Regions from separate parts of the Homo sapiens genome. Here all the other regions are linked to region 1. The links are chromatin loops, found by intact Hi-C in ENCODE. Cell type or tissue: dorsolateral prefrontal cortex. All regions are shown on one strand. Region 1 has its middle 24 kb from the start of MIR146A. Region 2 overlaps ATP10B (ATPase phospholipid transporting 10B (putative)). Region 3 overlaps ATP10B (ATPase phospholipid transporting 10B (putative)).

What was found. Peaks named below come from ENCODE experiments on the same cell type or tissue, not always from the same donor. Only the 100,000 strongest peaks of a DNase experiment are listed, where the experiment ranks them.
Region 2: it touches region 1 in a loop (4-fold over the local background); 2 of 110 quality-filtered maps call a loop at or near these places.
Region 3: a loop joins it to region 1, with 4 times the contacts of the local background. A loop is called at or near these places in 17 of 110 quality-filtered maps.

Annotation. Positions count from the first base shown.
Region 1 is chr5:160,505,382-160,513,381 of GRCh38, reverse strand. No RefSeq gene overlaps it. Among named protein-coding and RNA genes, the nearest start is that of MIR146A, 24 kb to the right of the region's middle. RefSeq lists enhancers at 4,479-4,558, 7,146-7,205, 7,687-8,000 and a silencer at 6,524-6,573. In dorsolateral prefrontal cortex, CTCF peaks have their summits at 4,222 and 4,426 (motif pointing left); DNase peaks (open chromatin) are centred at 1,851, 4,391 and 6,561; H3K4me3 peaks cover 1,309 bases; H3K27ac peaks cover 6,820 bases.
Region 2 is chr5:160,625,278-160,633,277 of GRCh38, reverse strand. It overlaps ATP10B (ATPase phospholipid transporting 10B (putative)), which reads left to right. Exons shown (of 26, transcript NM_025153.3): 13 at 911-1,149. Among named protein-coding and RNA genes, the nearest start is that of MIR146A, 140 kb to the right of the region's middle. In dorsolateral prefrontal cortex, no CTCF peak of the experiment used is centred here; a DNase peak (open chromatin) is centred at 4,737; H3K27ac peaks cover 2,433 bases.
Region 3 is chr5:160,783,003-160,791,002 of GRCh38, reverse strand. It overlaps ATP10B (ATPase phospholipid transporting 10B (putative)), which reads left to right. Exons shown (of 26, transcript NM_025153.3): 2 at 5,200-5,444. Among named protein-coding and RNA genes, the nearest start is that of ATP10B, 65 kb to the left of the region's middle. In dorsolateral prefrontal cortex, a CTCF peak has its summit at 3,543 (motif pointing right); no DNase peak of the experiment used is centred here; H3K4me3 peaks cover 742 bases; H3K27ac peaks cover 1,875 bases.

The sequences.
Region 1 (8,000 bases):
TCAGCCACCGTTTTCAAGGAAAACAGATAAGATCCTTAAAATGTGATGACAGTGACTCACTCACGGGCTAGTTGAGAACTAAATGAGATCACAAAAAGCAAAAGTGCTATGAAAGTGGGAGCACCACGTGAATGTCAGGGTTTTAGCTGTCCTGAAGTACAGGTTGAGCATCCCAAATGGGAAAATGCAAAATGCTTTGAAATCTGAAAGTTGTTGCGTGGCAACATGACACTCAAAGGAAATGCTCATTGGAGCATTTCAGATTTTAGATTTTTGGATTAGGTATGTTCAACCAGGTAAGTATATAATGCAAATATTCCAAAATCCAAAAAATGTGAAATATTAAACACCTCTTGTCTCAGGCATTTTGGATAAAGGATACTCAACCTGTACCACAGGAAACTAGAAGCAAGTGTCAGAGTGGAGACACAGGGGTGAGGGAGAGAGATAATTCAATCTACCTTTTGACAAAGACCTTGGGAGCTGGAATGAATTTAAGAAAAAGAATTAGGAGGTTTGGACCCATTTGTAGTCCAGGCAAGAAGTGATAGTAGCTTGAACTAGGATAGTAATTGTGAAAGGAAAAAGTGGACAGATTCAAAAATAAATATGAAGTAAAATCCTCAAGGCTAGATGATGGATTAGACATGGAAACAGACAGAGAGGTATTCAGGTGAGATTTCTGGCTTATTTAAGTGAATGGTGGCGTCGTCCTCTGAGTCTGGAAACACTAGAAGAGATTCAGGTAGGTGAGGCACAGATGGAAGATCACAGACTCATTTTCCAACAGGGTGAGTTAGAGACATCCAAGTCAAGGTGGCAGAGAGGCCACTGGAGCTGAGAGGTATGCATGGCTCAAGATATAAAAGAAGTATATGCATGGGGGTGGGAATGGAAGCAATGGGCTGGAAGAGATCGCCCAGAGAAAGAATACCGGGTGGAAGAAGAAGTGGGCCTGGGGCCAAGCATGAAGGAATCCTGATATTTAATGGCAGAGGAGGATGGAACCTCTAGAGAAACAAAGGAGAGACAAGAGAGACAGAAGAAAAGGCAGAATCATATCTCAACCAATGGAGGGAAGAACTGGCCAGTAGCATCAAGTGCTGATAAGGATTTATTTAGGATAAATATTGAAAAGTATCCATTTGATGAGCAATGGACATCATCAGTGCCCTTTCATGATAGAAATCAAACTCCAGGTCCTTTCCAAGTACAGGTTGTTCCCTGTTCCTTGTCCCCACTACCATCCAAGATTCATAGTAGACCTCCAGTCTCTGGGAAAAAACAGTCCTCCTTGAGGGACAGCTTTGGGCTTCAGTTAAGCCTGGAGCTTCGTGGAGACCCAGCTCCACCCTACCCTCTATGAAATCCTACGTACTGATACTGGTTTTGTCTAAAACACAGATGAAATATAGAGCACGCCTGTTACACCAGACCTGGGTCCACATCAGACATCACTAATGGATCAGAATTGCCACCTGCAAACGTGTGTCTCTGGGGGTGACTGTCTCCGTATCTCCAGTTCTGGTTTGCCTGCACAGCCCAGAACCCTGGATGCCCCTGCCCACCACATGGTCCATTTCTCCCTTAGGGAGGCAGAGACAGCAGAGATGAAGCACATTCCAGTGCCAGCACCTCTTTGTTCCTGGTTCCACATCCCTGGCTGCTCGGCTGCACACAGCTGGTCGGCCAGACTGTTGCATCTGTTCCCAATATTGATGTGATTCTCAGTGATTTGCTTTGGAAATCAAAACCTGGGGATTGTTGGCTTTATCTAAAAAGCAAGTCCTGCTCCACTGGGGAAGAGGAATGACTCGGCTCACAGCAGAGTTGCGTTTGTTTGGTTTTTCCTGTCGGACACAAACATCCACCCAACGGGTCCTGCCCAACATGGACGATGCGCGAGCCTCCTCTGGAGTTTGATTTGGGAGGATAATAAGCTAAACAAAGGAGCAGATGATCCCGGAGGCTTATTTGCAGTCTGCACAGTTATATTTAGCCATCTTGTGACTGGGTTGCTGCCTCTGTGTGGCAATTGCCCTTGGGAAATTTAATCCCTGGGGGATGCAGAGAGGGGACAGAACTGGGAAAGGGTATGGAGGGGTTTTAAATGCTGCTTTGGGGCACAGGAAGGAGGGTCAGACCAAATGTGTCCAACAGGCAATCAGCGGGGGACAGTATTTTGGACACTTACTAGTAGAAGCATGGAAGAGAATACAAAAATGTGTAAGGGGACATTTGTGTTCATTGTCTGTAAATTGTCTAGCACATAGGATTGTGAGGTCCCTTTGTCTTTCCTTTATGCCTACACTCAATAAGCCTGGCAGAGTGAAAAGGGCAGCGGGTGGGAAATCCAAAAACCTGGATTCTAGTCCTAGTCTGCCATCAGCTCAAAGCCATCTCCCTTCTCTGTAAAACGAAAAGCCTGTCCAGAGAGGATGATCCCTAAGATCTTGTGATTTTACCCGTGACAAGATGCAGAGAGGCCACGCAGCATCAGTGGGGAGCAGACGGTTAAGGAAATCGTGGAGCTGTCACAACGGAACACTCTGCAATCATTACAAATGGTGGTGCTGCTGGGCGCGGTGGCTCACGCCTATAGTCCCAGCACTTTGGAAGGCCAAAGTGGGTGGACCACCTGAGGTCAGGAGGTCGAGACCAGCCTGGCCAACATGGTGAAACTCCGTCTCTACTAAAAATACACAAATTAGCTGGGCGTGGTGGCACTGGCCTATAATCCCAGCTACTTGGGAGGCTGAGGCAGGAGAATCGCCTGAACCCAGGAGGTGGAGGTTGCAGTGAGCTGAGATCGCACCATTGCATTCCAGCCTGGGCAACAAGAGTGAGACTCTGTCTCAAAAAGAACAAAAAAAAAAAAAAAAAATGGTGGTGCTGATACCACCCGACAAAAAAATGAACTTCCATTAAAATAATCTGTAGAGGGGGGAAAATGGTGCTAATCTATATTAATTGAGACTGAAGGCATTTATAATCTCTTGCTAAGTGAGAATGGCAGCAGCAGCATGGAGCAGCCCTTCACCGTCAATCAGGCAGCTGTGGAATGGGAGAGAAAGACCACAGAGAGCTGGAGGGTGGTCCACAAAGGTCTGGAGAGGAAGGGGAATCCAAGCAGAGCCTCATCTCACTCCTGCTGACCTCTCTCCCTCTGTCTTTTGGGACTAACTTCTCTGGGAATGTGAACCCCAGAAACTGGGACTGCCAGAGAAAGGAGGTTTTTATATAGGATTTGTGTTGTGGCTTGTTTTGCTTTGTTTTGGTTTGTTGTCTTCATGATGTTTCATGCCCAAATACATGGAGGTAGAGCCCAAACCACCATCTTTCCCCAGCTTGAGGCAGCAAGAGGAGTACCAAAGGGAGCTTAGGTCCTTAGAGACCTAGTCACCTGGGGGGACACTCTTCGAAAAAGATGGTGGCTTTAGGCAGAAGCTCCACCTCTTGTTGGGGCCTAGCCTCGTAGAGATAGTCCATCATTCTAGAATGATGCGGCAGGAAAAACATTATATATCATCCCTCATTCCCAGAGCAGTCCTGTTTCCACCCTACTTATTCTCAAGCTGACAGGTTCATGAGCTAGTACAATAAGGCTCTGGATTCCAGGATAATGGAGGGTTTAATCTGAGTTTCAGGGAGACACGTAACTCTCACAGATATTCACCAAGTCTCCCATATCAGTCTCATCCTCATCAAAGGCAAAGAGAATACTGACTGTCATGGTGCGATTTGAAAGAACCAACAGTACCTCCTTCACCACCTGCCAAAATTCCACCCTTAGCTCTTCATTCCTTTCTGTTAAAGTATACTCAACTGCTGAAATGAAAAAAAAAAATGTATGAGTCAGGAAAATAAAGCTCCCTCAGTATGAAGAGCCCCCAGAATTAGAAATCACACAAATCACAAATAGGCATCTAAGTGGGCAGTTCTCCAGTCTCAATCATCTTTACCACTTCTCTTCTTTGAATCAGAAGAGTCTTTTCACATCACCATGTTATCCTTTTACAAAGGGGCAATTTAGGCCCAGAGGAGTTTCATTTCTTAAGCAAGGTCACACAGCACATTAAGAACCAACATTGGGGTCCTCTGACTCCTGGGAACATTTTAAAGGACTCTTTAAGGTGAAATTCAACACATTATTTCGTTGTTTTATAAACAGCAGGAACCTCCCCCACCAAAAGTCCTTTTTTATTCTTTCTTTGCTGGCACCAGCATCTATAGTGATTACAGTATGCAGAATGAAATCATCTGAGTGTGTAGACGATGTATCTGAATTCAGACACGCAGAGTTTGGGCTTGGAATTTGACACGTCCCACACCAGTGCAAACCCTATCGGCTTATCTGGGTGTGCCTGCAGACTTCATAGCCCTGGTCTCACGCTTCTCAGTCCTTTGCCTTGGTGTTCCTGCCCTCTAGTGGCAATAAACTTTACTACAGTCACATTCACCAGCAGACAGCAAATCAAACGGAAGTTAGATTTGAGAAGTTATAGCACTTTTCAGGAAGGATAAAGGCAACCCACATCTTTCTCTTTAAAAGCAGACCTCGTTATCATGGGAATGATGTTTAGTCTCACACACAAAAACGCTACTATCTAGTCTTTAGCACGAAACAGATCTTAACTTAGGCATCCAAGGTCCTGGGCTGGAAAATAGATTATATAACTGACTTAGGGAGTCATGGGAATAAGGGGGCTCAGAGAATCTATAGGGCAGGAACAGAAAGACTTAAAGTGGCAAAAGAGAAGGACATTGGCAGATGGTGCCCCCTGTCAACACTGGCATGAATTAATTCAAAGTCCTGCCTTCCCCTTTTCCCAGCTTTGAAGGTTCAGTCCCCTAGTCCCCAACCACACCTCCCTTTGCTCATCTAACTCCTGCTCCTTCTGCCCATATCAGCTCAAGGCTCCTTCCAACTCTGAAAATGAGATGGGCCCTCGTCTTATGCTCTCATGGTATGGGGAAATTTCCAAGCATAAGACTTTTTCACAGTCCTTAGTTTTATGTATCTCTGGTTATTTTCATGTCCACAGTAAATTATATAAGCTCCATGAGCTTAGGCACTGAGCCTCCCTTTATTGACCATTGAATCTGTGCCCCCAAAACAGTGATTAGCACATAGGAGGCCCTCAATTAATGCTGTTCAATTAAATTAATAAAATTGTAAGTGTTGGTTGAATGTGTGACATTTGTTTGCAGACTGAACAAACAGATCTTGTCTCAATGAAGAAAACAGGCAAAGTGTACCTAGGGTCTGTCCACAGGGCTATGCAGAGCCAACTGTGAGCACTTTCCTTGTACAAGCCGAGGGTGGACACTTTCCTTGGACATCACCCCAAATGCTCACCCTCACCCTGGGATGAGTAGCTGAGCAAGGGTCTTCACCGTAATTATACTTTTTGATCATGAGCATCCATAGGCTCAGCTTTTGTTCCTGCAAAGGTAACAGAATCTGCCTGAAAACAGAGGACCGAAGGACAGCAGACAGAAAGGCTTTGAAGACACCAGGAGACCTGACCTTCAGAGCTGCCTCTCTGTGTGACCTTGGATGCTACCTCCCTGCACTGGGTCTCCATGCTTTCATTTGTAAAAGAAGGAGCTTGAGGTATGTAACATCAAAGTCGTGGCGTTCTGCTGTCAGAAACCCCAGCTGAAGCTGGCTTAAAGTAAAAAAATGGAATATATTGCTCATGAAACTGCAAAGCCATGGATTCAGGGTTGCCTCGATCTAAGATATCAAGCAACGTCATCCAAGCCTGGTTTCTCTTCTCCATCCATCAGTTCTGCTTCCCTTTGTGTTCACTCCACTTGTAGGCAAGTTCCTTCTCTGTGAGGGTCTCTGGCAGCTCCAGGCTTTCATCCCCTCAGCAGAAAAATAAAGAGGCTCTCTCTCAGACCCAGAACTGCAGCTCAGCCATACCTTTTGGGCCGTATACTCATTCATGAGCCAGTCACAGTGGTTACGGGAAATTCTTGGCTCCACATGAATCACAGAAACACCACCCAGAGGCCAAGCTCCATGACAGTAATGAGGAAGCACTCTCAGAATGCTGGGGAGGAGGTACTACACACACTGAAACAAAAATGGCACCCCAGAGTCAGTGATCTTTAAAGACTCTTCTAGCTTTTTTTACCTTGCCGTGACTCTGAGATTTGATACCAGGGAAAGGGAAGGGAGAATAAAGCCATAAACACTCTCTAAACTTAGTCCAACCTCAAATCTTTCAAAAAGCCTAAATGCGGAATAACACTCATCATCCATTCTGAAGGGGGAAACGGGGTGACAGCGGCAGCCCTAGAAAGCAAGTGATGACTTTGACCCTCCAGAAGCCACGGGGTCTGAAAACGAATGACATTTTGATAATGCCACTAAAATGAAACATTTCTATTTCACAAAAAGATGGACAGTCAGTGAGATTCATAAAAAAAGAAAAAAAAGAAAACATTATTAAACTTTCCCTTTCACTGCTTCTTTGTATCTCTGGTTGAAATGGAGCAAGATGCAGGTTGCCATGGTGACGGCTGAATTTTAAATAACAGGGCTCAGGCGCACTGGCTGCTGGCTGTACCGCCCCAGGCAGGAAACGGTTGTGGGGAGAGAGACAGAGGCTGAGTGAGAAAGGAAAGAAAGCTGCTGGGCTCATCCCAGGACACTGTCACTTCTCCAACTTGTTTTCCTTGCACTGAGGGAAAGGTCCAAGAATGACGGACTCTCCAGCTTCTTCATAGAATGAGGGAAGGTGGGAGTCCAGATGCATAAGAACAGAACCTCAGAAGTCACCTTGTCCCTCCCCTACCTGATTCTCTCTTGTGACAAATGGATTTCCCCTACACTTACACCCCTTCCCACGAACAACGGGCCCAGCTCACCCAAGTGTTAGATGGGACACTGGAAGCCTGTCCCTAAGAAAAACGTCCCAAGAGTTAGAGACACAAAGGGCAAGAGCCCAAAGGATTTTTAAGTGAAAGAGGAATTTGCGGTTCAAAGCCCAGAAGCTGTCAATTCACATAGCTGTAGCCACATATTCCAGTTCTGCTCCTCTCTCTAGAACCATCCAAGACTGCAATGGAGAGATTCAGGAAGTGGTGAGTTCTCCATGACTGACATGTTCAAGCCCACATCAGCCAGTGAGGAGCTGCCCGACAGGGGGCTGTTCAAATCGTTTCAGGCTTCAGAGAGTCACGGTCCTGCTGGGGCAGCTCAGAGAATCCATGCGGTAGAAGACCAAGTCTTTCACCCTGCACCCTTCTACGTTCCCAGGCCAGGGAAGAGGGAAACCAGAGGCGGAAGCTGGAGGAACCAGCAGCCGGGGAGCCCAGAACTCCACTGTGATGCGTACACGCTTGTGAGGACTGGCTCTGACAGGAGGTGGTCTCTTCTCCACTGCCTTCACTGCTGGTATGTGTGTGTGTATGTGTGGGGGGGGTATGTATGGCAGGCCCAGGCCAGCGCTGTTTCCCTGCTTTCTTAGATCCTTTTCTCAGAACTTTGGAGTTCCTGACTCTGTGTGAGAAGGCACAGGCAGGTGGCCTGGTGGTGTTAACACTGGGCCACTGTCCCTTCTCTTCCCCTGGCTTCACCACACGCCAAGCAGACCCCAAAAAGGACTTGTGTTCTCAGCCTGCCCTGTCCCTTATCTCCTGGCCAAGGTAGCAGGCAGCCAAGGCCACTCTTTGTTTGTCAGGGAAAAGCTTCTAGATGTTAAATAGTAGTAGTAACAATAATAATAATAAACACATAGATTTTTCCTCATGGCTGGGAAAGTGGCAGGATTACTGAAGCTGAACACGTCTGACACTTCCCCAGAAGCCAGGTGAGCAGAGGCCCCAGGAGAGAAGGGAAGAGCCAAAGAGACAGGGTCCCTGGGCCTGTGACCTGCACCCCTGGGACCTGTCCTGTGCTCCAGGCCTGACAGTCGGCAGTTTGGGACCTGGGATTCCCCATCAGTATTCCCCAGGAAGGTCAGGACCGCTGGGAAAATGACAGC
Region 2 (8,000 bases), 120 kb before region 1:
TGCTGCAATAAACTTACATGTGCATGTGTCTTTAGTAGAATGATTTATAATCCTTTGGGTATATACCCAGTAATGGGATTGCTGGTCAAATGGTATTTCTGGTTCTAGATCCTTGAGGAATCTTTGTCTTCCACAATGGTTGAACTAATTTGTACTCCCACCAACAGTGTAAAAGTATTCCTGTTTCTCTACATCCTCTTCAGCATCTGTTGTGTCCTGACATTTTAATGATCACTATTCTCACTGGTGTGAGATGTTATCTCATTGTGGTTTTGATTTGCATTTCTCTAATGACCAGTAATGATGAGCTTTTTTTCATATGTTTGTTGGCTGCATAAATGTCTTCTTTTGAGAAGTGTCTGTTCATATCCTTCACCCATTTTTTGAAGAAAACAAACTCTTAAGAGAGAAGTATTCATTCTTTTGAGTGTGAGGGATGGAGAAAGAGAAAGATGGAGAGAGTATTATAAGCAGCTGTATCCCCTTTGCCATGGTGATAGCAGACCATTCACATGGGAGCTTCTGGTCTCTTTGTAATAATAATAAGAGCCACATTACCAGTACTTAGAGTATGCTAGTTATTTTAACACATTGTATCATTAAATCTTCAAAACATCCCTATGAGTTAGAAACCTAAAAAAAAAAAAAAAAAAAAAACCTCTGAGGAAATAAAGTGACAGGTTATGTCAAAGCTCAAAGTCACATAACTAGTAGGTAGTCCACTAGAGTTTGAATCTGTGGGACTTAGTTTTACCCTTCTTTCTCCAGTCTTGGTAGCCCAGATGCCAATTTTTCAGAGTAGCATAGGCCCTTCCCATGCTCTTACCACCCCCCACACAAAGTCTAGGTTTTCCCCAACATGGTCCAGCCGAGGTACAACTAGTGCAATAACAGGACTCCTTTCTTGCAGCTAAGCGACTGGAGACCCCAAAGGAGCTGGACTCAGATGGTGAAGAGTGGACCCAATACCAATGCCTGTCCTTCTCGGCTAGATGGGCCCAGGATCCAGCAACTATGAGAAGCCAAAAAGGTGCTCAGCCTCTGAGGAGGAGCCAGAGTGCCCGGGTGCCCATCCAGGGCCACTACCGGCAAAGGTCTATGGGGCACCGTGAAAGCTCACAGCCTCCTGTGGCCTTCAGCAGCTCCATAGTAAGTCCTGACTTTTGCCTTTGAACTGTAAGTGTTCTGTGGGAAGAGAGGGAGGGTGCTCTGGAATGTGAAAAAGAAAAAATTGTACAAACCCTGAAGAGCTTTCAAAATGGTGCCCTTGGTTTTGTACATACTCCACACATGTGTTTTGTTGGCATAGACAATTCTTGTTCATTAGAAATGTTCAATGTTTAGAAATCAGAGATTTTATGTAAGCATATAGACTTTTTTGCTTCTCTTTTAAAAATTGAATTATAAAAATTCTCCACACTAAGCCAGCATTTCCTCATGGCAACAACTGGCTTGGGTTGAGAGGTCCCTAACTCTTAGACTGGGCATGCCATCTTCAGCTCATCACAGCCCCCCACCCACCTTCTCTATGTATCCCGTCACTGAGGTGGAGGCAACTGCATACTCATTATGCATGTTTTTAAAATTATACAGTTAGGAGAAATTAGAAATATTTGTTATGCTTATGTTTCTATAAGGGAGAAAAACAACAGATAAGCCTGTAAGGCATGTGTGTTTGAAGAAAAATGGAAGAATATACTTTTTGGTGATCAAAAATAAGTTTTAAATAGTTATGAAGTAAATAATATCTATGTCAAGATTACCCAGACCATTTCATTCCCTTAACTAATTCCCTTCGGCCCTTATGGGCATTGCTGTTTGTGGCTTTGGTCTGGGGCTTTCTGCGTATTGTCCTTTCACATTTGATCCACTAGGATAGCCATCAGCAAACATCCAGGTAGCAAGCAAAGAAAACCAAGTTTCTCCCCAGAGATCACACAGCATTCTTAGAAGTCAAGGCAAGACCAGGGCTTCTGCCCACTGTCCTATTCCTCTTTCCTTTGCACACACTCTTTCTCCGGGGAACATAAAAACACATCATCTGGAATCTCTGCACTTGCACAAGAGGCCACAGGGAGCCCCAGCAATCTTGAACAAGAGATACATACTAACAGATGGGACCCAAAGGGCTACCATCCCTTTATTAGAAAATTAGATTATAAAAATGGTCCTTTTGGCCAATTTTTTCCCAGTCTTTTATTTCCCCCATGAATACACACACACATAACCACATATATTTAACATTTTTTGTAATCATGGTACATATCAATTGTAGATGCTGGGATTTTCTTTAACTTGATATCAAAAACATTTTCCATATTGCTACTTAGTATTCATAACCAAGGACTGTGTTTTCTGACTGTGACAAAGAAGAAACACTGTGAGCCTCTGTTCTGGGTCATTACTCATCTAACTTTGGGTGAGGACAAAGTTGAGTTCCCTCTCGGGTTATTGTCATGCACGGAAATGCAACATTAGCAAGGATAAGGCAAGAACAGTGTGTTAAGACATATGACCTTCATAAATACACAAGTGAAATGATCCATAGATGTCTTCAGGAAGATTTTCATGGTTTTTTTTATTTTCCCAAACGAGATAATAACAAGGTGTGTATATTGCTACATCCTTCTTAATTTTGCCCCCATAAATGTAATGCACTTCCCCGAGTTATTTTCTTAAATATTTGTAAAATGACCTTAGTGAATTCTCATTAGGCACAGATTCTGTGTGTCGTTGGCATCTTCCAGTTCTAGATACCACAGGCATCCCACATGCCTGAGTATGTCTCCCCCAGAAAATGAGCGGGAGAAAAAGGAAGCTTTCCTTTGTGGATCTCAGTTGGGTCACATCAATTCACTGCCCCTTGTTCAGTCTGACAAGTCTCAGCAGCCCAGAAAAACTGCATCCCTGGTCCAGGCAGTAAATCTTGGATGCAGGGCTTTTAGCTGATGGCCAGTGAGAGGGACACACTAACCCCAGAGCTATCTCCAGATCCTAGATGTCATCATCCTGCCCTGGCTGGCAGTCCCAAAGGCAAGTTCTGACTAAGTTCATTCAGGAGCAGTAAGGAAATTGACACGAGTTAAGTTCCAATTCTTGTTGCCTGGTGAAGGGAAGATGGTGATATGTTCTTTTTATGAACAGCTAAGTATACTCTTATGTAATAAGGTCACTTAAAAATCTGGGGTTAGTGGAACAATTGTATTTTTGAGTAGTTTTGAGGAAGGGCACTGGGCTAAGAGTTAGGAAATGGAGGTTCTGGTTTTAGTTCTGCTACTGGCTTGCTGGGTAACCTTAAGCAACATGTTAAACCTCCTTCTATGTCTCTTTCACCACCTGAAAATACTTTACTTACAATTCTCACCAGGCTGTTCTAAAGATCAAATAACATAATGTTTTGCTGACCTGCAGGCTAACTTCCAGCTATGAATTAGGCACACGTGGAGTCTAATGTGTCAGGTTTTCATCTCAGCTACCCCATGTACTAGCTCTGTGACTTTGGTGGGCTTACTGAAATGGAAGCCTCAACCTACCCATTGTTAAAATGAAGACAATTGTTCTGGCTCATGAGTTTATTTTGAGGATTTAATTCTTAAAATTGTGTGTTCTAGACAGATACCTAATGGAAGTTTTAAATGATCTTTCTAAAGGGAAGCTGTCTGCCTTGAACAAATGTTCACATATCTGATGTCATAAAGAGAAAATGGGGAGTTTCCATGAAATACAGTTGTTGAACTCTCTCCCCTGAGATCCTGGTATATTTGGTCTTGTGTGAGTCCTGAGCACTTATATTTTAATTTCTGATAATTCTAAGGAGCAGCCAAGATGGGGACCCTCCATAAGCAGGCCATCACCCCACCAGGAAAGAGTCTTCACTTGGCTCAAATTGGCACTTTCTACAGCTTGGGAGGCATTTGCTGAAGGGAGTGAAGTATGCAGCCTTTAAGGACTCTTGTGCTAACCCATCAAATACATCTAGCTGGTGTCAGATCCTTGAAGCCGTCCCTAGAGAGCTCCTGTGGCAGCCCCAGGTGGCTGTCTCGGTGCCCACCCCCACCCACTCCTGACAGACTCTCTGCACTTGTCCCCTTCCACCTGCCTTCTGTGCCTTCCTGCACCTGCCCATCTGGCACCCAATCTGTTCTGATCATCTCTTGGAATCACCAGTTCTTTACCTTCCCTTAGTGAACTCAGTCAAAATTTGCCTCTGAAACCTCCAGGGAGCATTCTACCACCTTCTAAAGAAGCCAGTTGTTGGCTTCCTTGGCCCTTTGCTCTAAATCAAAAATAACAATCGACAAAAACAGCAACAACAAAAGCTGTTTTTTTTTCTTTTATGACAAAAAAAAACAAGAAACCATCAGTGATTGTCACCTAATTGCCTGCAATAAAATCTGTGGCTTTAAGGTGGGGGTAATATACTTATAAAAATGGTGAGTTGAGTCCCAAGCCAATGTTTAATAGTACTGGCAGATGGAAAATGAAATGGGTTTTTTTTCTCCTTGTCTGTACGCAGCCAAGATTTCAGCAGAGAGTCTTTGTGTAAAAATGCCACTTGCAGAATGTTTTTCAGTGCCATCAGACCACAGAATATCTTCCTAATCATAAAATTTGTATTGGGGCCAGTTAGGCTCCTCCAAACTTCCACACTGCTTTCCTTTGTGGACATCCCCCCCGCCACCCCACCCTTCTGAAGAGAATGCAACAGAGAGGAGCGAAGGAGGTGTCATTGGACCTCTGCCTCCTTTCACTAATCTTGGTCTGCCTTTCTTTCTTTGGAAGAGATTTATGCAGCACTCCCAGTCTGCTCCAAATCGGTGGGACAGCCCACATACACACACTCCCACTGTAAGGTTAGATAAGAGTCCTGATTTAATTAGCCAAGTACACAGAATCTTTCTGGAAGTGATGTGATCACACAGGGCAGGAAGCAGTGAAGCCTATCTGTACTCCCCTTGTTCCCCAGTGTCTCAAATCGGGGTGGGGGGACCCAGCCTCAGTGACACTGTTCACAAGAGGTGGGAACTGACAAGATCTGGAAAACTCCCTTCTTGCTTCACCACTGAGTTTTTTTCTTTGGGCTTATGCCCCGTTTGGGAAAAGCTTCCCCTAACAATCCATGTGTTCCTATTTAAGTGAGCATTTACTAACATTGGACTTTCCCAGTTCTTGATTCAAACTAAATGTCATTAAGGCCAGAGCCTTAGACAGGACAAAACCATCACTGCCCTAAACAGTGTTAGCCTCCAGCTCCCCAGCAACCAGGAAAATGTTGCCATAATAGTCATAGCCCACAGGGTTACATAATTGAAAGGAACCAAAAGCTGATGGTGGAAAGTAAGTGTCCCTCCCTCCTCTCTTCCCACCACCTCAGGCACAACAACGATTAGCAGCTTCTGTGTGTCCTTCCCAAAGGTGCACAGAAACAGACAAGTATGGCATATACACAAGCACATCCTTCACAAGTGGAAGCATACCGTTCCCACTGTTTAGGACTGTGCTTTTTTAACCTAATGAATTTTAAAGAATATTTCCTATGTGTAGACAGACAGGTAGACATTCAATAGAGAGCTGCCTCATCTTTTATTTTTTTTAATGACTGCTAGAATTCGTTGGATGGTTGAGCCATCATCTGTTTATATATGTGTTTGAGTTTCTCTACAGTATTCTTAGAGCATAATTGCTAAATTGGCCAGTATGTGCATTTTTTTATTCTGGTTGATTCTTCCCAAGACGTTGTACCAGTTGAGACACTCACCAACAACAAACAGAAGGGCCTGCTTCTTCCCACCTCTGCCAGTGTCTACATTTCTTTAGAAGAGCCTTTCATTTATTGGGTCAGTCAACAAACATTCAGTAAGCATCTACTCTGTGGCATATACTGTCCTAGAGACTAGGGACATAAAGTCTAATAGAACATTGCTCCTGCTTTCAGGATTTTACAGCTCAATGAAGGGGCAAAAGGAGCACCAGTGACTATGGGACAATGCTCTCTGGGCTGGGATGTGTGGTTGCAGAGGTGCTATAGGAGCTTAGAAGAGGTGCAGCTATATCATACTGGGGCATCAAGGAAGCTTCCTGGAAAGGTTGGCCCCTGGGCTGAATTTTGAGACAGGAGTAAATATTAACTGGAGGAATAAGGAGACCACCTAGTGAGGAGTGGATGAGGAGTGCAGGTTGTGAGAGGAGACAATCTGTAGAAGCAAGATGGAGAATTGTAGTTCTTCGGAGTAGCTGGAATGAAAGGTGCAATCTGAGGAGGAGGAGGAGGAAATAGAGACATAAGAGGAACTATGCCATGAAGGATTTTCTTCAAAGCTCAGGAACCAGGGTTCCTGTTTATTTCCTTCTCTGGATTCCTGTAGCAACAAACTGCTATACCTGAACTTGGGCGAGTTATTATTAAAACTGAAAGAAGAATAGCAGAGTAGAGTTTGGCCTACTTTTCCCAGGCTTCATTGTGGGAACACATCCCAGCCAGAAAGGAATGAAAACAGTAGGGTTGTCATGTAACACAGACCCTTGCTACTCCAACTGTGGTCCTCGGAGCAGCAGCATGAACACCACCTGAAAGTTTGTCAGAATTGCCAATGCTCAGGCCCCACTCGGAGCTGCTGAATTAGAATCTGCATTTTAATGAGATCCCCAGTTGACATGTGTACATGTTAAAGTTTGAGAAATGTTGGCATAGCGTTAAAGGGTTTAGACTTTGGCATCAGGCAGTACCGAATTTAAGTCCCAGCACATTATCTGCGATTTTATGACCTGGGACAAGTTACTTAACTTCAATGAGCCTCGCTTGTTTCATAATTAAAGTGGAATGATACTAACCATATCAGTGCTCTTAGGATGATTAGATAATGGATGTGAGCGCACTTAGCCCAGTGCCTGACTTTGTTATGCTATGCATTCTCAGTAAGTGTAATCTAATGATAATAGGACCCTTGAGGATATCGTTTGAGCTCAAAAATCAGCTTCCTCAAAGGGGGTTTGTATGCATTTTAGATGGTCTACAATGGAAAGAAATCCAACTAGTTGAGTGTCTGCCTGCCACAAAGCTCTTACATAAAAAACTGGTGGCCCCACAAATGTATATTTCTTTTTCTTCCGAGAAATAGTCTGGACAATGGTCAGCAATGGGTAAGGACACTGCTTTCTTTCTAAGTGCTCTAAGTGCCAAGTTTCTAAATGTTAATGGTCCACATGGGAAACCAGTGGGCTGGAGCAAAAGGAGCCATGAAGAGCCTTGCCCTGTGGCAACAAGTCTGTGGTGACTGGGTAAAGGTTAGCTGACATCTGTTCCTGGCACCTGCAGGATGAGCCAGGGCCTTTTACAGCGAAGGCCTTTGTTTTAATGCATTGCTACAAGATTGGATGGGAATATATAAAAGAGTAGTTTTAATGAACAGACAGCAGGAGTTAATCAGTGGTGAGCTATTGTGGTATCCTAGAAAGGAGTCAGTTAACAAATATTTTGAGTGCTTAACAATCCACCAGGCATGAGGGACACATCAGAGACAGTCTCTGCCCTCATAGCACTTACAGACTAGTGGGTAAATGAAAATGGACTAAATAACTTGAAGCATGTTAACTGTGTCAGCATTTGGAAATACATAATGCATAGCTTGGAACAAAGCAGTGTGTTATAAGAGGATGGGAGTCAGGTGGTATGAAAACTGTCCTAGTTCTGACCCTAAATCAGTGTGTGATCTCAAGCAGTTTCCTCCTTCTGACACTCAATTTTGGCATCAGGAAAATAGGGGATTTAGCTTTGACATCTCCAAGTTTGTTCCTCAACTTGGGTACCTGTGGCAGTAAGATTTAACAGCATCTCATTTATGTACCCTCCCCCTAAAAAAGAAATCTATTTTCTGAAAAAATGAAATTTTCCATAATCCCTTTTATCACTCTCATGGACTATCTGCTGAGCCTTAAGGATTAGATATACAAACGCATCTATTGTGTTTGAGATGCCCAGACACTAAAGACCCTGGGTGGTA
Region 3 (8,000 bases), 280 kb before region 1:
TCCTCCATCTTCAAACCAACAACAGTGGATCCAGTCTCTCTCACTTTAGATCTCTCCTCCTGCTTCTTTCATCATCGTGTAACTCATCAGCGCTTCTGCCTGCCTCTTTCACCTTAAAGGACTCATGTGATTACACTGGGCCAACCCAGATGATCCAGCATCATCTCCGAATCTTAAACTCTGTAACCTTAATTCCACTTGCAGAGTTCCCTTTGCCATGTGATGTAACATATTCCCCAGGTCTGGGGATTAGGACATGGGCATCTTCAGGGAGCCATTATTCTGCCAGAGAATACAAGGTTCCCTTGGCAACCTCATCCTTTTGTCAACTTATGATCTTGTTTCAACTGTCCTCCTCATTTACAGGTGCAATAACACAAAGGGTAATTTCTCCTTGATACTTATATATAGCCCTGACAGTCAGGACTCCTACCCAGTTCTAATTCTCAGGAATAAAGCAGTGTCTTTGAGCGATACCTCATATATCTTGGGAGTTGTGCACCAACTCATAAAAGACACCTAATAGATGTTTCAGGGGTTAGGTTTAAGGCAGAATTTGGTGACTTCTAGGAGTAGTTTTCTCAGGTAGATGTGAACTGGGAACCAGGGTTAAGACGAGGGTTTCTCTCTAACTTTCCTCAGAGCCAGACCTAAAATAGCCTAATCAACACTGAAAAATTACTTAGGTTTCTTGAGTGGGTTGCAAAGAACAACTTCTTTACAAACTTTTTTCAAGTTGCAATTGAGGATAGGATTGGAAAATACATGTATCATACCCAAGGCAGTAATTTCAGAGAGAAGAGAAAAGATAAAACAAATGTCCTTTAAAGAAAATAAGGTGACAGGGTACCATCCAAATTGTCTGGGTGGAACTAGGCAAAGGTCAGCCAATGAGTAGTCCTCTGGGGGATCAACTTGGAGATTAACTCTGGCCTCATTGTACTTTCTCCTTTGTGCACTGTAGAGGAGGGAAGCGCTTCAGTGTTAGGTCCCTGGGACAGAAGCTCGAAGAGGATAAGGAATTTGCCTATTTTGTTTTCTTTACACCCAATCTTCAGAATACTCAGCAAACATATACAGTATTTGCATGAATGAATGAATACATTGTTGATTGAATGACTGCTTGATTGGTTAACAGATACCTAAGTCCTCCTTTGGTTCCCCATCCCCAACCCCCTGCTGGGCTATATTGCCTAGAAGTTAAACCTTGTGCTTTAGAATGAGACATGAACCTAGGTCTCACCTCCACTATCTATTCTGCCAATGTGTTCCCTGGGAACTTCCTTGAGTCTGTTTCCTGTCTGTAATCTGTAGCCAATAATTACGCTTGGCATTGTGAAATTTCATTAAGATAATAGATGCAAAGTGCTTAGCACAGTGCCTAGCAGTACAGTCATGTGCCACAAAATGACATTTCGGTCAACAGCAGACCACAGATACAATAGTGGTCCCATAAGATTTTACTACCATATTTTTATTGTACCTTATCTATGTTTTTATTGTAACTTTTCTATGTTTAGATACACTACTTACTATTTTGTTACAATGACCTACAGTATTTAGTAAAGTAACATGCTGTACAGGTTTGTAGTCTAGTCACAGTAGGTTAGACCATACAGCCTAGGCGTAGAGTAGGCTTTACCATCTGGGTTTGTGTAAGTTCACTCTATGGTGTTTACACAATAAAAAAATCACCTAATGATGCATTTCTTAGAACATATCCCTTGTTGCATGGCTGTACTCAAATTTGTTAGCACTTAATGTTAGTTCAAACCCACTTCTACTGCTAAAGGGGTCTCCCGGTGATGGTCAAACTGAATTCCCAGCCTACATGCCTCTACTTGAATCAATTGGCCTGTCTCACCAGCATTTCATCCACATGTATGGGTGCATGTACATGAGGTGTGTGCACTCATGTATGCATGCACATAAATATCAAGGGGCCAAAGTAAATGTAAATGCTATCTTCTCCATGAAGCCAACTATTGAGGCCCTAGTCAGAATTCATCTCTCCACTTTAGAATTTTTGAATGTCGATTAAGCCATCTTTGTATGTATCACATACCGATGCCTAGCACAGTGTCTGCCATAATATAGAAACCTAACTGTTTCTATATTCATCTGCTCATTCATTTTGGATGAATGAGTGGATGGATGGATGGTGGATGGATAGAAAGTTAACTTACTTATGTTCTCTGGCAGCTCCACAGGGATTTATTTATCCTTAGGCACACAACTAGTCAGCACAGTGCCTTACCCACTGTAGCTATTCACTAAATAGTGGTTGGATGGTGATAAAGGAGAAGAAAAATTAGAAAACCAAGACCAATCCCCACCTGGAATCATTCTCCTTTCAGGGCATTCTATTGAAAGGAGTTATTGAGAAGAGAGGCAGGGAGTTGACAGCCACCCTCTGGACTCTCTCCCAGGGCCTTTTTAGAACAGGAAAGTTAATTATGGAACCAGATTAACAGTTTCTTTTTTGATACAGCCAAAGTAAAACCAGCAGGATGCAATTTAGCTCTTCCCCACTTTCCAGATAGCAGCAAATTTTCATACAAAACAAAGAGACACTTGAATTGCAAATTACTTAGAGACTCAGCTAGCAACCCCAACGGAAGAATATTTCTACTTTCAAAATCCGCTGTTGCCTTTTTAGGTTTAACCATGTAGTGGGACCTTCACAAAGGCCTGGGCGTCTTGCTGTTTCAACTGTTGGCCAAGTGGGGAGGAGGAGCAATTCATTAAGGTTTACTGGAATGTCCCAGGGTGAGCTTTTTGCTCAGAACATTTTCCTCTTCTCCAGACTGTCTGTCTCTAACTCTCAGAGCACCAGCCTCTACTCACAGAAATGAGGGCTAAAGGGTTTCTAGAGGTCATCTCACTGGAGAGTAGGAAAAGCAAATGCCTATAATGGCAAGGGGAATGTAACAAATAAAACAGGTGGTGAAGGTGAATGTATGACCTCTAGGAAGTAGATGAGGACAGGGGCAAAACTTTACCCCATCTAACCATCACTGGACCATTAGTGATTGTTGCTAGACAGTTCCAACAAGTCTGTAATCTGGATTGTTAATTGAAACGTTCTTCTTAGCTGTTGGCATCTAATTAATAAGGGGGAATAATACCGTCTATTAGCTGGATACGGACTATGGGGCCACCAGTTTATAACTTCTGATCTAGCACACACGGCTTCCTTATTTGATAGACAGGGAAACCAAGGTCAAGAGACAGAAATAAAAGTATAAAAGATCACAGAGTGTCCCAATCTTCTGACACCTCCTCCAGTGCCTAGCTGATTCCACCATACAGCCTCCCCAAATTCCTGCCCCCCACGCAGGACACGGAAGCTTTACTTTCACAAGAGCATTTATTAACTTATTTTTCTGATTTAAATAAATAATTCCTATTTTCTACAGAGGACTTGGAAGATTTAACAAGGATAAGAGAAAATTAAAAAGTCTCACAGCAGTGCCATTTTATTTATGGAGGAACTGGAGGCTAAGATGGAAACCTAGCTGGACCCAGGCTGCTTCCAGACACGGCCACTGGAGGGCAAGGTGGCATCTCAGTTGGCTTAGCCAACAATAACAGGTTGTAGGAAGGTTAGGGCAGGGGTTGAAAACACAGCCAGGTACGTGGCAGAAGTGAGTAAAGGAGGACAGATCAGGAAATACGGTGAACGAAGTAAATGTGCCCTGCCTGAACCCTGTAGACACCACTCAGATTCAGCTTGTGTCCTTGTGTGGGAATGCAAATAATGTTGACAGCCTTTTGGAATTTTTTAATGTGAATCTTGAAATCTACCCTTTTTAAGTAAAAATTTTCAATGTGTGAATGTAGTTCAAATAATGTGTGTGTGTGTGTGTGTGTGTGTGTGTGTGTGTGTGTGTGTGTCTGTGTCAAAACCCTTCAAGGAGCAGGATTTGGGCTATGGACTTTCTCTTTGTGAACTCTGTTTAGTGACTCACTGAGAATGAACTGGGCCCTAGGCAGGTCAGTCAGCTGGGTGGAGAGTTTGTTTGTGATTAGTCACAGGCCACCAGAGAGCTGTCATGCAGATGACCAAAATCAGGGGGACAAGACTGAGGAGGCCGAGGCTGTCCATTGACTTAGTTCAGCTGTCCCCTGGAGAGTGAGGGCTTCAACAAGAACCAGGCTGCATCTTGGACAGACCCTATAGGGAGATCTTCTGCCCAAATCTAAAGCACCTACCGTGGCCTTTTATAGAGTATGTGTGTGTGCATATGCATGTGAATAATCTTTACCTTGCTAAAATAATATAGATTATCTCCCTTGGTAGCCTTGTGGAAGACAACTTCATTGTCTCCAAAGTGGAAATGTTTAAAGTCAGTAAAGTTAGCAATGAGTGTGTCAACTCTTTCCTGTAATGAGTTACTGTAATGAATTACTGAAAGAAGTTAGGCAGTAGAATGGAATGGAGGGAGCCGTTGAATAGGAGTCTTGAATTTTCCCACCCTGCCCTCTCTCTTGAGCTTCTATTTCATACTCTATGAAGTGAAAATTATGATAACTGCCCTGTTTTCTATATTGGTGAGGATTTTTTTAAAAAGAAAAACAGAAAACCCAATGGCTTAAGAAAACAACAAAAACTAGCCTAAGCAGAGAAGGGTATGTATAGTTCACACAAGTGAAAAGTTCAATCATAGTTAAATCTGGGGGTCCAAATAACATCAAAGCTAGGTACCTCTCACTCAAAACTGCAGTCTTGATTTCCCATGTTGGCTTCCAGCAGCTCTGGGTCTCCATCTTCATCATTGCAAATACAGTAGAAAGAGACCTTCTACTACATTTTCAACACAAGTTTCAGAACTGACTTTCATTGGTCTGAAATCCCATATCCATTCTGAAACCAGTCAATGTGACAAAAAAGATGAAATGCACTGAGTGGCTGGACCAGCACACATTTCATGGAGCAATTAGGCATTTAGCTGAGGATCTCTGGGACCATAATTTGCATTCTGTATGGTGGCAGATAAAGTAGCAGACCTGATTCCCTGGCAGAAATAAAATGTTTCTACTGAAACAACTTCCTGGGAATCTATTCCACTTGCTCTATAAAGTGTGTCTAAAGCTAAAGCCATCCAGTTAAAGAGAAAAGGGCAAAATACTTGATTATTGCTGATACTAAAATGAGATTGTATATTTTGTATTTCTTTTCTGTCCTGTGTCGTGCAGGCTTCCTTTGACAAGAGAATCAGAACCGACTGGTGACATTTGTTTCAATGAAAGCAACAGTGTGAAGAGTAAGTAGTTTTTCCTATTATTCATCTCACTCAGTGGAGATAATGAACTCCTCTCCACTGCCAAGATGAGAAACTACCATTTCTTACACATGGACACAAAGATGAGAACAATAAACACTGAGACTTCAAAAAGGAGGGAAGGAGAAAGAGGAACAAGACTTGAAATCTACCTATCAGGTACTATCTTTACTTCTTGGGCAGTGGGGTCATTAGAAGCCCAAACCTCAGCATCACTCAGTATACCCATGAAATAAACTTGCACATGTACCCTCTGAGTCTAAATTAAAAAAACAAAACAAAACAGAACAAAAAAAACACCACCGCTATCTCTTCCTCCAACCCAGTAAAATAAACGTCAGCTGATCTGGTATGTCAGATGCCAAGTAAATGGTTTAAACTTTCTCCATTGTATATATTCCCCAGACAACATAGGACCTGTCAAATTATATATCACTTAAGATGTGCTATTGGCTGCAAGTAACAGAAAGTACAGATTCAAGGTGGCGTAAATAACAAGAAAAAAGTTGTTGGCCCTCATAAGAAGTCCCAAGGTAAGAGAGGTCCATAGATTGTCAATGGAGTAAATCAGTAATATTACCAAGACTTGGATTATGACCTCTTCAGTGGGTTGTCTCTTTCATCAGTCTCCAGCAAACTTCCTCTCACATTTATTGGCCAGAAATGTGTTACACACCCTTGCCTAAACCAGTCCTTAGCAAAGCAAATGGAACCACCATGATTGGTTTAGAATAACTGTTAGTCCCTTCTTGATGTTAAGAATGGGACTCACATTCCCTGAACTACATGGTTGTGTGGAGAAAAGGGGATATATAAACAAAACTAAAATCTTATTAGAAAGAAAAAAGGAAGAAAGAATAGTGATTGTAAAGGCAATCAATAGTATCTACTATAAGATGATACTATGAAAATCTCAGCAGTGCTTCCTCTAAGAGGAAAGCTTATAAAGGTACTCAAGTTCTAAGACCTCACATACTCCATCATGGCAGAGAAAGCAGGCACAAGCCTTGGCTAACCTCCCCTCTAGTCATGGGTAAAATGAAAGAAATACTTAGACTCTAGATATAAAACCCAAGGCATTATCATTATACCATATGCAGACTGTTTCTCCAATTTGCATAATTATAAACTCCCCCTCAAAGAGTAAACATCACTGCCAACTTAAAAACAACAACAACAACTACAAATAACATTAAATATGCATTGCTAATTTGACTTTCTAATTTGTCTGGGCTCTTCACAAAGATGTGCATAACTCCGCAGATACCAACTGCTTAAGAAAATCCTCCACCTGCCTGAAAAGGCATCAACAGGAAAAGAAAAGCTAAAAATTAGTTTTTTAGATAAGAATTTGAGTTGTTGCCTGAAAATTACCTGCAGTAGTTCATTCTATTAAAAAGGACTCTCAAATTCATTGTCCCAAGCATTGCTTACCACCATTCAAGTATAGGCAATTGCTTTGTGCAGCCAAAAGAAGATAATTTTGCAAGATCTCACCATTCAGTTTTAAGAGTCTCCTGTGAGCTGTGTATGGCCTTATATTTGGTCATTTATAGGAAATAATCCAAGAGTTTCAGAAAGACTTTTCTGTCTCAAAATCTGTCTTTTATTGATCTGCCTCAAAGATCCACACCACTTGGGCTTCGAAGCTTTGAGCTATAGTACAAATATGCTACCTGGCCAAGGTGGATTAAGCTATTATTATTTTCCTCAATTTCAGTTCCCTGATGAGCCGCGATGATAAGTGGGACACAGGATGTGTATATGCATAGAGGCAAGTCCTTCTGCAAGAATGGCCATAATCAAAAAATGAAAAAACAATAAATGTTGGCTTGGAGGCGGTGAACAGGGAACACTTCTACACTGCTTGTGGGAAGGTAAACTAGTACAACCACTATGGAAAACAGTGTGGAGATTCCTTAAAGAACTAAAAGTAGAACTACCATTTGGTCCAGCAATCCCACTACTAGGTATCTACCCACAGGAAAAGAAGTCATTATACGAAAAAGATACTTGCACACACGTTTATAGCAGCACAATTTGCAATTGCAAAATCATGGAACCAACCCAAATGCCCATCAATCAGTGAGTGGATGAAGAAACTGTGGTGTGTGTGTGTATGTGTGTGTGTGTGTGTGTGTGTGTGTGTGTGTGTATCATATATATATGATATATATATCAACCATATATATCACCCATATATATAGTATATATATGATATATATCGATCATATATATGATGGAATATATATATGATATATATATATATATGTGATGGATATATCTATCCATGGATATATCCATGGATAGATATATCCATCACATATATATATATATGATGAAATACTACTCAGCTATAAAAAGGAATGAATTAACAGCATTTGCAGTGACCTGGATGACACTGGAGACTATTAGTCTAAGTGAAGTAACTCAGGAATTGGAAACCAAACGTCGTATGTTCTCACTGATATGTGGGAGCTAAGCTATGAGGACACGAAGGCATAAGAATGATACAATGGACTTTGGGGACTTGGGGTGAAGAGTGGAAGGGGGACAAGGGATAAGACTACAAATATGGTGCAGCGTATACTGCTTGGGTGATGGGTGCACCAAAATCTCACAAATCACCACTAAAGAACTTATGTAACCAAACTGTACCACAATAACTTATGGAAGAAAATAAAAAATTTCCTTTGAATTAAAAAGTTCTCCTGG